Regions from separate parts of the Homo sapiens genome. Here region 1 is linked to region 2. A link is a loop called in an ENCODE intact Hi-C map of the cell type or tissue named here. Cell type or tissue: gastrocnemius medialis. All regions are shown on one strand.

What was found. Peaks named below come from ENCODE experiments on the same cell type or tissue, not always from the same donor. Only the 100,000 strongest peaks of a DNase experiment are listed, where the experiment ranks them.
Region 1: a loop joins it to region 2, with 4 times the contacts of the local background. A loop is called at or near these places in 23 of 110 quality-filtered maps.

What each region holds. Positions count from the first base shown.
Region 1 is chr12:67,658,537-67,666,536 of GRCh38, forward strand. DYRK2 (dual specificity tyrosine phosphorylation regulated kinase 2) reads left to right here. Exons shown (of 3, transcript NM_006482.3): 3 at 1-6,870. The coding sequence ends at 177. Among named protein-coding and RNA genes, the nearest start is that of DYRK2, 14 kb to the left of the region's middle. In gastrocnemius medialis, a CTCF peak has its summit at 4,844 (motif pointing left); DNase peaks (open chromatin) are centred at 125 and 2,875; H3K4me3 peaks cover 911 bases; H3K27ac peaks cover 5,733 bases.
Region 2 is chr12:67,438,713-67,446,712 of GRCh38, forward strand. LINC02420 (long intergenic non-protein coding RNA 2420) reads right to left here and starts at 3,847. Exons shown (of 2, transcript NR_146500.1): 1 at 3,582-3,847; 2 at 2,286-2,760. The region is part of intron 3 of LOC105369812 (a long non-coding RNA gene); the gene reads left to right. In gastrocnemius medialis, a CTCF peak has its summit at 3,266 (motif pointing left); DNase peaks (open chromatin) are centred at 3,249 and 3,899; H3K4me3 peaks cover 656 bases; H3K27ac peaks cover 1,817 bases.

The DNA of each region.
Region 1 (8,000 bases), 220 kb after region 2:
ACCGGGGAGAAAACGTCAGTGAAAAGGATAACTGAGAGCACCGGTGCTATCACATCTATATCCAAGTTACCTCCACCTTCTAGCTCAGCTTCCAAACTGAGGACTAATTTGGCGCAGATGACAGATGCCAATGGGAATATTCAGCAGAGGACAGTGTTGCCAAAACTTGTTAGCTGAGCTCACGTCCCCTGATGCTGGTAACCTGAAAGATACGACATTGCTGAGCCTTACTGGGTTGAAAAGGAGTAGCTCAGACCTGTTTTTATTTGCTCAATAACTCTACTCATTTGTATCTTTTCAGCACTTAATTTTAATGTAAGAAAGTTGTTCATTTTGTTTTTATAAAATACATGAGGACAATGCTTTAAGTTTTTATACTTTCAGAAACTTTTTGTGTTCTAAAAGTACAATGAGCCTTACTGTATTTAGTGTGGCAGAATAATAACATCAGTGGCAGGCCACTGATTACTTCATGACTGCCACGCATTTACAGATTGGTGTCAAAGACATTCACTATGTTTTTATGGTTCATGTTATATCCTCCCCAGGGTGACAGCCCCTTAAGGCCCTCCTTTTCCCTCCATGCTCCAGGTCCATGCACAGGTGTAGCATGTCCTGCTTCCGTTTTTCATAAATTAATCTGGGTGTTGGGGGTAGTGGGAGGAGAACGGTCAGAATCAAAGTGACATTCTAAGAAAAACTGTACCTTAGAGATTTTCCTCTAGTGCTCAAACAAATACAAAATAAGATCCCCAAGGTTTAAACTGCCCAGTTAGCATTCTGACATTCTAAAAGCCGGCAAAGCAGCTTTTAGTGGATAAATGGGAATGGAAACGTGTGTGTTCCTCCAAATTTTCTAGTATGATCGGTGAGCTGTTTTGTAAAGAAGCCTCATATTACAGAGTTGCTTTTGCACCTAAATTTAGAATTGTATTCCATGAACTGTTCCTCCCTTTTCTCTGCTTTTCTCCTCTCTGTTCCTCTTTTAATACCACACGTCTGTTGCTTGCATTTAGTTTGTCTTCTTCCTTCAGCTGTGTATCCCAGACTGTTAATACAGAAAAGAGACATTTCAGCTGTGATTATGACCATTGTTTCATATTCCAATTAAAAAAAGAACAGCAGCCTAGCTACTTAAGGTGGGGATTTCCATAGTTCCAAAGAAGATTTAGCAGATTAGAGTGAGTTCACACTTTTCAGGTGCCACTGTAAGGTTCTCTCAGCCTGGGAAACTATCAACTCTTTCTTTAAAAAGAAAGAGGGTTGAAAATCCTCTGGACGAACAGAAGTCACTTTGGCTGTTCAGTAAGGCCAATGTTAACAACACGTTTAGAGGAGGAAAAGTTCAACCTCAAGTTAAATGGTTTGACTTATTCTTCGTATCATTAGAAGAACCCCAGAGATAGCATTCCTCTATTTTATTTTACTTTCTTTTGGATTGCACTGATTGTTTTTGTGGGAATGACACTTTATCTGGCAAAGTAACTGAGAGTTTGGTAAAAGAATATTTTCTTCTCTGAATAATAATTATTTTCACAGTGAAAATTTCAGTATTTTATCACTAATGTATGAGCAATGATCTATATCAATTTCAAGGCACGTGAAAAAAATTTTTTAGTATGTGCAATTTAATATAGAAAGATTTCTGCCTGTTTGGACAATAGGTTTTGGGTAGTACAGATTAGGATAAGTAAGCTTATATATGCACAGAGATTATTGTATTACCTGTAAATTGATTTACAAGTACTTAAAAGCGTGGTCCCCAGTGAGGCCAAGAAAGTTTCCGGTTAAGTTCTTTAATAATAATCCTACAGTTTATCTTAAGAAAAAAAAAAAGGTTTGAAAAAAACACTTTAATTTAGGCTTCGTTGGTTGATGGTGGAAAAAAATGCTCAGGAAATATTTCAGATATTTGCCAAAAAACCAGTAATAAGGTTACCTTATTAAAATAGTGATATTTGCTTTACTATTTAAGGTGTCACTGATAAATTAATTTGTACTTCTGTGTTTAGAAATTATAGCTTCTTTTCCCTTAGTCAAATTTTTTAGCATATTATACACATTTCTGTGTAATCTGTGGAAGTGCAATAATATGTTAGTAAGTTACATTTTAAATAATGCTCATGTGACAATACTCCCAATCAATGGCTTATAGAATTTAAAGATCTGTATATTAGATTTTGGCTTAAAGGCATGAGAAGTATAAGACTTGGTTTGGTGGCTTTGTAAGACCACCAGCCTCTTAATGATGGTTAGCTTCTTTAGGTCATTAAATCAATAAAAACATATAATGCTGTTTTGCTCTTCTAATGCTCCTCTTCCATTTCCAGTTATCTTCACATTTACATTTAAATATACAAACCTGAGCCTGCCATTATTAATTTCCCTATAAAATGACGATACATGTGAACATTTATAAATGGACTAATACTGCTTGTCTTTCCCCCACCGCACAAAACTGGTTCTTAAGATGCCAGCAATGAATTTGAGACTATCTTTATTTATAAATGGAAACCGGAAACTTTTATACCAAACTATAATAATGTGCAGCACTGTAGGGCTTTTTTTTTTTTCCCTCCAAATACAGTGAAATTTTTTTATTCACAAGAGCTGCCACATCTCAGCATTTAGTAATAGAGCTGCTTTAATAAAATTCTAGTTTGATTGTCATGTCAAAAAAAGAAAAATGTTGCATCTTTGTGATTTTAAAACATAAATTAATGAAGGCTCTGATAGGCTATTAGGAGTTGGCTTGGAAACAGTTTTTGGTCTCACAGGTTACCATTGTTTGGGGATGTCTGAGCTGTTTTCAGATCTAGGAATAGCACAGTGTTGTCTTGTCTTTGGCAGTCTCATTTGGCTCTGTTTCTTGCACCACCAGCGTGTTCATTACCACTTAAATATATTGCTACAGCAGTGGAACAACAGAGTGGTGCAAGACACTGTAGATTAACGGTAGAGGAGAAATTGTGCCCTTAGTGTTAACAATGTGCCTTTTGTTCTGAATGCCATGTTGTAGGGCATGCATTTTTTGGCCTCTTTAACTCTTCGAATTCTAGTCAGTAAGAATGGAACCCATCTCTGCAAAGATACATCTGTCTTAAATATCTAGTTACAGGCCTTAATAGAAACCATAAGGCATGACTCATCTTCAGGCACTGAAAAAAGATAACCATCAGGTAGTGTTACACAAGGACTTCCTATATTTAAGGGGTTAAAGATGGTCTTTGTTGTATCTTAACATCAGACTGATTTTTACATTTTTTTTTTGTTATGCTAACACTAGACAAAAATCAACTGTATTTGTAAAAATTTACCTCAAACCATTTAATTTTATAGTGTGATTAATCCCAGGGCATTTGGTATGAACCAAAGTGCATTCCTTTTATATGTGCCTGGCTCTAGTAAGGATGGCCAGGGATTTTTACAATTTGGGTGCAAGGCACTTAAGCCACTTTTAAACTTAATGGGTGGTTTGGGGTCGTGTTAAATGACTCCATCAGAATGTTAGAAAACACTTTAGGCATCAGTAGCATTGGGCCATATTGGAATCCTAAAGTGTGAATTATTTTAAGGAGAGCATTCATTTTTGTAATTTTTTTCATCAAAAATATTTCTGGTAAGCAGAAGACTTTTTAAAAAAACTGATCTGGTCTCGGTAAAGGTTTTAATATTGCCCAACATAATGCTGTAATAGCATTAAAAAAAGTATTTGTGAACTCTGTTTCTTAGGGGCTTGTACATCTCTCTGCTATGGACATACATAAAATTAATTGTAATTATACTCAGCTCAACTGCTACAGTTCTGTCTAGGCAGTGGCTTGGGTTTTTATCGAGCAACAACTTAGACACGTGACTGTAATATGCTGCAACTGTGTGTACTGAAAATATGTGAAAATGGTTGAATGTGGACTGTGTATATATGTATGTAAAAATTTCTGTGAGATGCTGCTGTCGCCACTTAACATTAAATATGTTCTAGTGGATTTTAATCCTAGTGGCCAGTTCTATGATACTGTATGTATTATACAGCTGATGACAGGAGTAAGACTGTTTAGTGAATATCTGTTAAATTTTATTGTTGTGGCCAGAGATAATTTCAGAATAAAATTTTAATGTCCTACCTTACTTCTCTCCCCTTTCTAACTATAATTTAACTCCTGATCTATTTCTGGTATTATCCTTTGTCAATTAGCCTGGAGAGGGTTTAGAATGCAAAATGGATAGCTCTATATCAGGGTCTTGAGAAGTTAAAATAATTCATTCTACTAGTTTGTTCATAGCAATACTTTATTAGTTCAATATAAGTATGCAGATTCCAAGTGGAAAAACAAAGGTTTTAGTAAGTAGTTCTTGCTTTTCCCAGGATATTCTATTCCTTCACCTGTCAGATTTTTATGTTAACTTTTTTATATATAGCCTCTGCTGTGTTCTTTATTATGCTAGAGCTTCATATCTTCTTTTATTTTAACCTTCACAATGATAGTTAAGCTGGGGGAGCAGAACCTGTCAATTATTCCCCACCAGTCTTCATTCTTTTCTCTGCACAAGTTCTGGTAAATTATTCTAATGTGCTCTAACCAGTTCCACCCAATGTTTTTTAATGCTTATGAGTTTGCAGTTTTTGTACTTGGTGGTCTCTGTGGTTCACATTTTTTTGTGTTGTAGTGTCTCCTGCCTCGGTTGGCTCAGAAAATAAGGCCTAGGAACTGCAATTAGCTCATGATTTGTCAAGTTCAGTTAGTACCAAGCTAAGAGTTTACTTACAGATGACAGCAAGCAGATGCTCTAGTAATTCGTCAGACATTGCAGGGATATTGTGTAGTCAGATATTACCCTCTTGTGGAAAGAACTACCTCACATCATTATTTATTTCCCTTCTGTTACCAACAGCCAAGGAATTACTTAGTGTGGCTCCCTGCATCAATACTGGGATATGCTTAAACAAGGGAATGCCATAAGAGTTCCCAATTGCCTCGTCATAGCCTGGGCCATAGATTTTTGTTACTGCTAATCTTGCTTCTTAAAGTTCACACCCAGTGCAAAAAACCCAATCAGCAAACTAACCCCAAAATCCAATATATTTAGAAATGTAAGTGTTAAGAGATGTGCATTATGTACAAAATTGAAAATTGGTGCTAAAGTGGCAATGTCAATTTAAAATTTCTTGTCCAGATCTGACTGACTGACTCAGGAGATTATAGTTCCTACTCATTCTCTTTCCTTTTATCAGATCTTTCAAAAGCGCTTTTTAAAATTGATCAATGTGCAATTCTGTTTGAGTCTCTACAGTCCTATCCCTTTTGGAATGAACAGCTACACAAATAAATATTCTTGGAACTTCGAAGTTGTCTTCAAACTAGCTCTAGAAAATGTCCCTAGTTGACATTAGTGTTGGTCTGTTAGAAGGGGAAATTGATTTGACTGCTTCATGTTTTGAAAAGAGCATTAAGAGGGATTTGAGGAAGGTATATGTGGCTTTCTTTTTTTTTCTTAAGTTTGAATTACACTTGATTTCCTTTGGGTTATTAGGCAGATAAACCCTTGTCATTAGTAATACTTAGCACTGTCCAAAATGAAAAATGACTGCCAGTGTGTTGCACATACATAAGAAAATTACATCTTACTGCGAAGTCTTTGGTTTGTTTCCTTATTTGGTTTGACTTTGACTTACTATTTTGCTATGGTCATATCCTTAATATCTGCGGTACATTTCATATATATATATGGGGTGGGAGCATAATTGCCATTCCCATGTGTCTCAAGGAAGCTTAATGAGGAAACTAATGAGTTAATATTAACTCTTCTGAAGAAAGCTGACATTTTAGGAGTATTAAGTCATCTGTCGTTAAGGAGCAGCAAGAATATATTATGATTGTATCACATGTTCCAGAAGAGCATTACCCCTTACATAGAAAGCTCCTTGGAGATTTCATGATGTTGGATGAACATCAGTTTATCCTTATACATCCCTATGAGCTATAATTATCCTCATTTGATACTTGAGGAAACTGAAGTGACTTGCTCCAAAGTTGACTACAAAAACATTGCAGTTTGAGGCTTAGGTTGTAATCAGGTAATTTTGGTCTTGGACAGTAAGGGAAAATCCATAATACATAAAACACAAAAGTTTAGAAAGGGGGGGAAGTTGAGCTAGCAATGGGCATTTCTATTATTTAAGTTACATATCAGTTTCCAGGAATATTTTTCAAATGGGACAAACTAAAAAGTTGAGGACTAGAGCATCGTAGTGTCTAAGTGCACCTAATAACTTAATGCATGTGCACACACCCTCAGTTAATTTGTAAGAGAGTGACTTCTCATTGTTATTTGTGGAGAGGCTAATTATAGTAGCTTCATTCTTTATTTTCTGTGTTCTTAAATTTTTTTTTACATTTGAAAGTATGAAAATACTATTTTTGACACTTTACTGATACTCAGGGATTAAAAGTTAAATTTTACTGACTGTAGCAGCAGGTAAATCTCTTAAATTTACTCAGGTTTCCTATCCTTTGCCTCCATATTTAAGAAAATATAGAATGCCTGCCAGGGAAATATATAAAAATAAAAATTTCAAATACAATTTTAAAATACCAATTTGTAAATAAACCAATTTTACAAACTAAAATATTGTGTCTTTCCTTGCTTTTTATCCCAATTTATCTCCCCTCCTAAGTTTGAGGAGTTTTATATATTAAGGCTATTTCTTCATTTGTAAAAATGAAGTATGCTATTTGCAAAGCAAAAGCCCATGAAAAGCCCCAAATCATTTAAGTAAAGCTTACTGAATTGTTTTCAATTGTTTTGGGAGAAATGTAACTAATTATAAGCAATTTATGTGGACCAGCAGCAAATAAATGTATGAGTACATTTGGGCGAATTTGTCATCTTTTTATCTGAAGAGGAATACCCTACTTAATTTCCCTTGTCTGTAAAATTGAGTTTATCAGAATTTTGGCTAGGGTAGCTTTAAATATATATATAGAAAATGCAGATGGCATTTATTTGTCAAATATTTATTAAATAAGCCTCCTACAGCCCAGAATCTTGTAGGCACTAGGGATATATAATGCTGAACAAAACACACAGTGCCTTTTTCAGGGAGTTTTTAGACTGGTTGGGAAGGCAGACATTACATGGGTAATTATATGAACAAATACATATTTTATACAACAAATACTTTGCATAGTTGCAAAGTAGTAAGTGCTGTGAAGAAAAAGCATGTTGTGCTGAGTGTGTGTGCAATGTTGTATGGATCAAAGATGGCTTCCCCAGGAAACAAATAGCTTTTGAGCTGAGGAACAAAGAGCATGAATAGAGACCCTGTAGCTAGCTAGAGGAAATAAGGTGAACAACTGAAGGCAGGGCCACTTGGCCAGAGCCCAGAGAATGAGAGAATTTGGTGTGAAACGAAAGTGATGAGGTGAACCAGAACATGCCAAGCCCTGTAGGTGCTATTAAGGATTTTGGTCCTTACCCTATAAGTAAGGAAGCCACCAAGAGATTTTTGAGGAGGAAATGCCATGAGCAGATTGGCTCTTCCTGGCTGTCTTTATAGGAAAGTACTGAGAAGGGTAAGAGTAGATGAAGGAAGCCCAACTGGAAGTGTTTGCAAGATATGGCAGACTGGCCCACAGGATGGGGATGGACATTTAAAGAAAATGGATTTGAGGGCTCATAAGGATACAGAAAAACAGATGCTCTCTGATTTACAATAGGTCAACTTAAAATGTTTTGAGTTTGTGATGGGTTTATCTGGTATTGAATGCACTTTCAGTTTACAACATTTTCAACTTCGGATGGGTTTATCAGGAAGTAGCCCTTTCATAAGTCCAGGCCCATCTGCATTAAGGTAGAAATAACAGTGATGTCTCTTTGTGTCTGAAAAGTTGTTGTTGCTATTTGTGTCTGGTTTGCTACATTGCATCAAAAGGAATCACAGTATCTTACTTGTTTAAGAAAAGAAAGGGTTGCAAATTAATGCCTTTGGTTACAAAGTA
Region 2 (8,000 bases):
CTTCAGATAGAAAAGTTATTTACTATGTGTTAAGAGCTATCCGTCTTCTTGGAGTAGAACGACCCATGAGTATGTTTTTGTGAAAGTTCTTCCAGACACGTGGAGGAAATTGTCCCCCCCTCTATTCTTTACTCCTTATGTGCCCATCATCTCTGGAAGTAGTTGAAATACACAGTGCTGTGGTTTGATTCTGTCCCCACCCAAATCTCATCTCGAATTGTAATCCCCACGTGTTGGGGGAGGAACCTGGTGGAAGGTGTTTGGATCACGGGGGCGGTCTCCCCCTTGCTTTACTCGTGAAAGTGAAGGAGTTCTCACGAGATCTGATGGTTTAAAAGTGGTATTTTCCTCTACTCTCTCTCTTGCCTTCTGCCATGTAAGATGTGCCTTGCTTTCCCTTCATCTTCTGCCATAATTGTAAGTTTCCTGAGGCCTCCCCAACCATGTGGAACTGTGAATCAGTTAAAGCTTTTTCTTCATAAATTACTCAGTCTCAGGTAGTTCTTTATAGCAGTATGAAAATAGACTAATACACACAGTGATCACTTTTTATCACATAATTAAATTAAAGAAAGTAGTAAACAGAAGAAAATACTCTGTAATCATATCAAACAAAGTGAGTGTTGCTTGTACCCAAAATTTCTGGGCCAACTCAATTCTAGAGTCTTATTCATCCCCCAAGTAATGCTATGGATCTTCCTGCCTCTTTGTTTAAAGCCCATCCCTGAAGTCTACCCAAGAGGCTGACTTTGATCTCCAAGTTCTGTGCCACATACATCTCCATTAGAATATGTTGCTCATTTCTCCTTCAGGGCTAACCTTTGTATGCAGCATTCATTTACTCATTTAAGACATTTTTGAGCTTGGGCTGTAATCAGTTCAAGGGATACAAGTTTATTCACCATTATGAACAAATTAAACCTGGTTCTGGCCCACGTGGAGCTTGAAGTTTACTGAGGGACATAGACAAATAAGAAAGAGTGATGTGGCGTCACAACTACTTTGACAGAAGTTAAACAGAAGTCACAGGGAGCACAGAGGAGAGAAATGAAGAATGCTACTCTCCCATAGAAAACCAGAAAGACCTCTCTGCCTCTGCTGGTCTCAGGTCTCATCTTCTAGGTATTTCCACTACCTTTTTATCCTCATTCCTGCCTCTGGAGAGCCAAAGGCCACAAGGTGGAACTGCCCATTTCGGTGACTTTCAGCCACATAGCCAGTTAGAAGTCATCTTCTTTTTACCCTTACTATTTGGCAAGTCCCTGTTCTGCATCATTTTTGCCAAACCAGGTTTTCCTCCTAACGTCCTCTGGCCACAGGTTCCTCTTGGCCCACAACAAATGACCAAGGGTTTCCTATTGACAGGAAGATAAGGCTACTATCTCAGTGGGACAAGGATTTAGGGTCATTGTCCCAGGAGTGATGATGCCTCATGCTCTTTGTGACACCTCTAGGTTAAGGGCTTAGGAGAAGACTTTTGTGGTTGTGGGGAGAGTTTTCTCTCTAAAACTAACAAGACTGTATGGGAATATCATCAGCTCCTGAGGCTTCATTAGAGGTGAGCTCTAACCAGAGGATATAGGGGGGAACTAATGATATTAAGTCAACTATTCAAATGAAGAGATTTGCATGCATTTCTAAGCTCAGGACCTGGTAAACCTGCTAGAATTTTAATAATTTAAGCTGTGGCCATCAGCATTTTTATTACACATTGATTGACTACACTGGGTAGGAAATACGCATTAATAAATTCTATTGGATACTTCTGGGGATGAGGTGAAAGTTTCAAGATGAATAGTATTTATTTCTGTACAACAACCACAGCTCTTCTCTTATTCTTTGTGACTCTTATTCAGCTCACATCACAGCAAATGAAGTAACAAGATCACACATTTGTTGTATTCTATGGACCCTCTCTTTCACAGAACCATTACATTACCAGGTTACCCACTGGCTACCCACTGGCTTGAGACTGACAATTCATTAGGTTTTTTTTGTTTGTTTGTTTTTGAGAGGGAGTCTTGCTCTGTTGCCCAGGCCGGAGTGCAGTGGAATGATCTCAGCTCACTGCAACCTCCACCTCTTGGGCTCAAGTGATTCTCCTGCCTCAGCCTCTTGAGTAGCTGGTACTACAGGTATGCACCACCATGCCCAGCTAATTTTTGTATTTTTAATAGAGACAAGGTTTCACCATGTTGGCCATGCTGGTCTTGAACTCCTGACCTCAGGTGATCCACCCGCCTTGGCCTCCCAAAGTGCTGGGATTACAGACATGAGCCACTATGCCCAACTGAACTGATATTTTTATTATCTTTTTTTTTTTCCAGTCGAGAAGCCTGAGCCTCAGAGGGGTAAGTGACTCCTCTCATTTATGCTGCTGGCGTCTGGTGAGGCTTAGTCTCGGCATTCAGGTGTGCAGATGGTTATGTGTGTGGTGGGGAGTAGAAGTCTCTTCTTAATGTTCTGCTGACTGCTCAGTATTTTATGATGAGCCCAAGTCATTTGTCTTGCATCAGTTTTTCCTCCCTTGCTCTAATGCTTCTCTTTAGATAGAGCAAATGTATTCTTTTGTTCACCAGCTGGTCCTTTTACCTTTGAGGAGGTAAAAGAAGTAGGTTTCCAGCAGGGGAAGAGGGAGTATGAATGAAGGTCATGGGAGCATAGAGCAGGAAGAAATGGTCCCAGAGGAGTTGCCTAGTGGCCACCTAGGATGAGAGGCAGATTCGTTGAATCTGTCTTCGATGTAAGGTGATGCTGTGCCTACGGGGATGAAAGAAATGGCAGTGAGGGTGAGCAGCTTCCCAGAATACACCTGGGCCCCGTGCTCATGGTCACTTGTTGGTTGGAGCCACATCTGGGTCTGAGATTCAGGCTGGACACAAGATTGCTGTGATGGATGTACTTTCATTTCATCACATCCTATTTGTATCACAGCAATATCAAGAAAATGAACACACAAAGCTAGATCACCATGGAGAGAAGGCAGTTTAGATGTATTTGTTTTTTCCCCCTGTATTTTTAATGTTTTGCTTGATTTCTCATCATTTGAAGTTGCTCCTCTGATGTTACAGAGATAACATTTGCCTGATGATCTCAGCTAGAAAGTGGTCACAGGAGTAGCATTCCACAGGACACTGAGCATTCGCTCTTGGGAGCACATCGTTTGTATAAGGGCAAAGGAAAAGAAAGGGCAGCCAAGGCTGGGGCGGAAACGCAGCGCCCTCACCTTCGAGAAGGAAGCATGGGGAAGGCGCCCTCTTGTGGAACTCGGCTCACTGTCTAATCTGCCTGGTAACAGGCGCTCTTTATACCAACGGATATATTTTTCCCCATGGATTTGTGTTTGAAGGTATTCTTAGAAAATTTTGAGTACAACTCTCGGCTGCTTTTCATATCCACCAAGAACTGACAATCTGAAGTCAATGTGAAATTCAAAAGGTGGCATTTTTTTAAGAGAGCCAGATTAACTGTGAATTATCTCCCAAATTGGCATGTTGGGTAATTATTTTCATATTTTGGTGCAGAGCCTTTCAAAATATGGGTTTTGCAATTACGTTAAAAAAAAAACCTACTTCTCTCACCTGTGTAGGATTTAAGCAAAGCCCAGGCAGTTTGAGGTTATTTTTAGTCCTGATTAATTATTCAGCCAAGATAATTCCAAGTTCAGCAGCTTATTTGGAAGAGACATGACAGCTGGGCTCTCAAGTCAGCCTCAGGTCAAAGCCGACATCTTCATAGCAAAACCGTGCTCTCCCCACATTTTGGGGAGAGGGCAGCGGGTTGCATTTTCTGTGGCACTGGTGTCAGCTTTGCCAGCCTGGAGCCGGTGAGTGGAGGGAGAAACTGCTGATTCGGGGGCCTTCAGACATGGCCGATTTCACAGCAGCGAAAATAGGTCACTAATGACACGTGGCAATGAGCCAATAAACTGTGGCCAGGAGCTCCGAACGGTCTGCTGGTGGCAAGATACATTTCACTAGAACTCCAGGAAGAAAGCAATCTGCTTTCATTTGTTTAAAACAACCATAGGGTTGCAGAACTCAGAGGCCAAGATTGTTATCTCTCTCCCCCTTACCTTTATATTCCTAAACGTTCAAGTTTATTGTTTCAGTTTATCCCTTTTCCCATGCACTGAAATAACTGTGGCGCTCTTGCTTCTTTTTTGAATAGTCAAGCTGATATGATTCTTTTTTCCCCTCAAGTGCCAGGGGGGAGAATGAAGATGATATGGTTTGGCTTTGTGTCCCCACCTGAATCTCATCTTGAATTGTAATCCCCACGTGTGGAGGGAGGGTCCTGATGGGAGGTGATTGGGGGCTATTGGGAGGATCATGAGGACGGTTTCCCCCATGCTGTTCTCGTGATAGTGAGGGAGGGCTCGCGAGATCTGATGGTTTACAAGCGGCAGTTTCCCCTGCGGCTCTTTTTCCTGCTGCCATGCAAGAGGTACCTTGCTTCTCCTTTGCATTCTGCCACAATTGTAAGTTTCCAGAGGCCTCCCAGCCATGTGGAACTGTGGGTCAATTAAACCTTTTTTCTTCATAAGTTACTCAGTCCCGGGTGTGTCTTCATAGCAATGTGAGAACAGACTAATACAGGAGACAATGATGATATTATCCTTTCTGAATCCCTCTGTGTTGATGCTGATGTGGCTCTAGTCGGTTTAGTCCATACCATACTGATCTTCATAAAACCGTCTCTGTGATTTGGGAGCAGTGTCATGTGTTGCTATTATGTGAGAAAATAGTATTTTTACTTCATTTTGGGTAGTCACTCTGGATTGATGTTTCATGTTAATCTCCTAAAAGAAGAAGGGGGGATTGTAGAGAAGAAGGCTGGGAATGGCTAATCACCTTCCATATAGGCCTGGTGTGATTCAGAACAGAGCTTAGACCAGAGATTCCCAAACCAAAGTGAGCCTCAGCATTCCTGGGAGGTCCTGTTAAAACCTAGGTGGCTGGGCCTCACTCTCTTATTCTGATTCAGTAGGTTTGTACGAAGAGCCCAAGAATGTGCATTTCTAACAAGTTTCCAGGTGATGCTTGTATTGCTGATTCAGGGACCTGCATAAACCTGAAGTGCTGGCTTAGGTAGGTCAGCAGTAGCCTCAGCACTGCCCCACATAAGCAATTTCCCCATCCTAGAACTTCCTCCACACTGCAGACAGTTTAAGAGTAGAGACCATTTCTCATTCATCTTTGAATTTCCAGACTCCAGCACAGTGCTTGACACAGATGTGTTAAATAGTTGTTGAATGAATTAATGACTGAACTCTATCAGCTGATCTTCTTAGAATTTCTTACTTGAAGTGGGTAATCAGAGATGTTTTACTGAAACTCTGGAATTACCTTAAATAGGATATTGGTTGCATTGAATGTAAATGACGAAATCACTGAAATTAATATTTTAAAAGACAATGGGCTGGGTGCGGTGGCTCACACCTGTGATCCCAGCACTTTGGGAGGTGGGGTGGGGTGGGGGTGGATCACGAGGTCAGGAGTTCGAGGCCAACCAATATGGTAAAACCCCATCTCTACTAAAAAATACAAAAATTAGCCAGGCATGGTGGCGCATGCCTATAGTCCCAGCTACTCAGGAGGCTGAGGCAGGAGGATCACTTGAACCCGGGAGGCAGAGGTTGCAGTGAGCTGAGATTGTGCCACTAAACTCCAGCCTGGGTGACAGAGCGAGACTCCATCTCAAAAAACAAGACAAAAAACAATGGAGTAAGGAGAAATAAGGCAACATGCTCTCCTAAGGGTTGCTCAGGTTGAACAAAAGGAGCTAGGTTTTAGGAAGAAGCTGGGCAGAGGAAAGGTGGGCCTACCAAAGCGAACAAGGTGTTTTACCACCATTTGTAATGAGAGACAGAAACCTTCTGCAAGGAGTGTATTAAGAAGATGACCTGGCACCTTTTCCCTGGAAGGTCCCATTCACTGAACCTCACAGGGCAGGGTAAGACATAGTTCTTGTATCAAGGAAGAGTTTTTGGCATGGTTTGTGACTTAGGGACTATGTAATATGTTGGTAACCAGTATGTAAACCCTGGAGATCAGCTCCTAGGACTCCTCTGATCTGTGTGTTCATTCTTTTATTTGGATGGGAACGAAGGGAAGAATGGAGTTTGAGTCTGGTTTGGTTGGAACCTTCCATCCCTCATGACCTTACGGCTGCCTTAGCGTGTGTCCTCTCCACGTGTTGCTGGGCATTTTCTGGCATGCCTCTTTTGTTTTTTGTGGCTTTCTTTTTCTCATGCTATCCTTCTGCTTGGAATGTCTCTCTCTACTGTCCAACCAGCCTAATCCTGGATAATTCAGACTTAACCATTTATAACTTCCCCTAGAAGCTACCTCTCCCAGGAAGTATCTTTAGGTGTCTCTTCTCTGTGTTCTTATAATACCCTATGAATACCTCAATCACTCATTCACTTATTCATTCAACAATTATCTATTGAGTTCCTAATAGGTGCTAGGCATAGTGCTAGTCATTGGGGATATAAAGATGGACATGACATAGCTCTTGTCCTTAAGTAGCTCATTGCCTAGTGAGAGGATATAAATAATTAAACAAGTAATTGCAATACGAAGTGCAAAGTCCTCAGATAGGAGTAAGCACTGTTGCTATGGAAATACCTAGAAAGGACGCCTAACTCTAACTTGAGGTGTCAAGGAGCATTTTCTAGATTAGCAATCCCCAACTTTTTTGGCACCAGGGGCCAGTTTTGTGGAAGACAATTTTTCCACTGATGGGCAAGGGGAGGGATGGTTTCAGGATGAAACTGTTTCACCTCAGATCATCAGGCATTAGATTCTCATAAGGAACGTGCAACCTAGACCCCTCGCATGCACAGTTCACAATAGGGTTCACATTCTTGTGAGAATCTAATGCCACTGCTAATCTGACAGGAGGCAGAGCTCAGGTGGTAATGCTCACTGGCCTGCTGCTCACCTGCTGTGCAGCCTGGTTTTTTTTCTTCTCTTGTTTTTTTTTTTTTTTTTTTTTTTGAGATGGAGTTTTGCTGTTGTCACCCAGGCTGGAGTGCAGTGGCACAATCTCTGCAACTGCTGCCTCCTGGGTTCAAGTGATTCTCCTGCCTCAGCCTCCCAGGTAGCTAGGATTACAGGTGCCTGCCATCACGCTCAGCTAATTTTTGTATTTTTAGTAGAGATGGGGTTTCACCATGTTTGCCAGGCTGGTCTCAAACTCCTGACCTCAGGTGATCCACCCATCTCAGCCTCCCAAAGTGCTGGGATTATAGGCGTGAGCCACTGCACCCAGCCATGCAGCCTGGTTTCTAATAGGACACAGACTGGTGCTGGTCCATGGCCTGGGGGTTGGGGACGCTTATTTTAGATAAAGAAACATCTTACTCAAGATCTAGCAGGTTGAATAGAATTTAGCCAGACAAAGAGATGGGAGAAGAGCATACCAATGAGAGGAGAAGCTTTTGCAAAGCTCATTATTTGTTTATATGATTAGCTGAAGACTGTAGACTCTGGGGGCTGAGACTGTGTTTTATTCCTTAGTCTAGTCCTAACTCATAGCATCGTACCTGGCATACAGTAGATGTCCAAGGAAAAATTTCTTGAATGTGTGAATGAATGAATTAGCCTCTGCTGCAATGGCTGTTGAGAGTACTAACCAGTAACCTCAGAAGGTGGTGATTCTTAGAAAGTGAACCTTTGTTGGCTCAATGGCTCTCTATTCTAATTCTTGTATGCCCTTCCTATGTGCTTATCAGTTGGTTAGCAGACATTAAAATTGTGTGGGTTCTATGTGCAGGTTCATTTCATGTTCTGAGTACGATTGCTGATATGATTTCCATGTAGCAGCAAACTGCTCCAACCCAATGCTTTGAAAACAAATGTGCAAATTCCGAAAAGAGGATTAATGCAAACAAGGTTAGAACCGACTGAGCATTTTAACACTGCATGAAATATAAACAAATCAAACTGTGTTTTCAGAAACAGACTTCTTTTTTTATGATTGGAAAAATACTG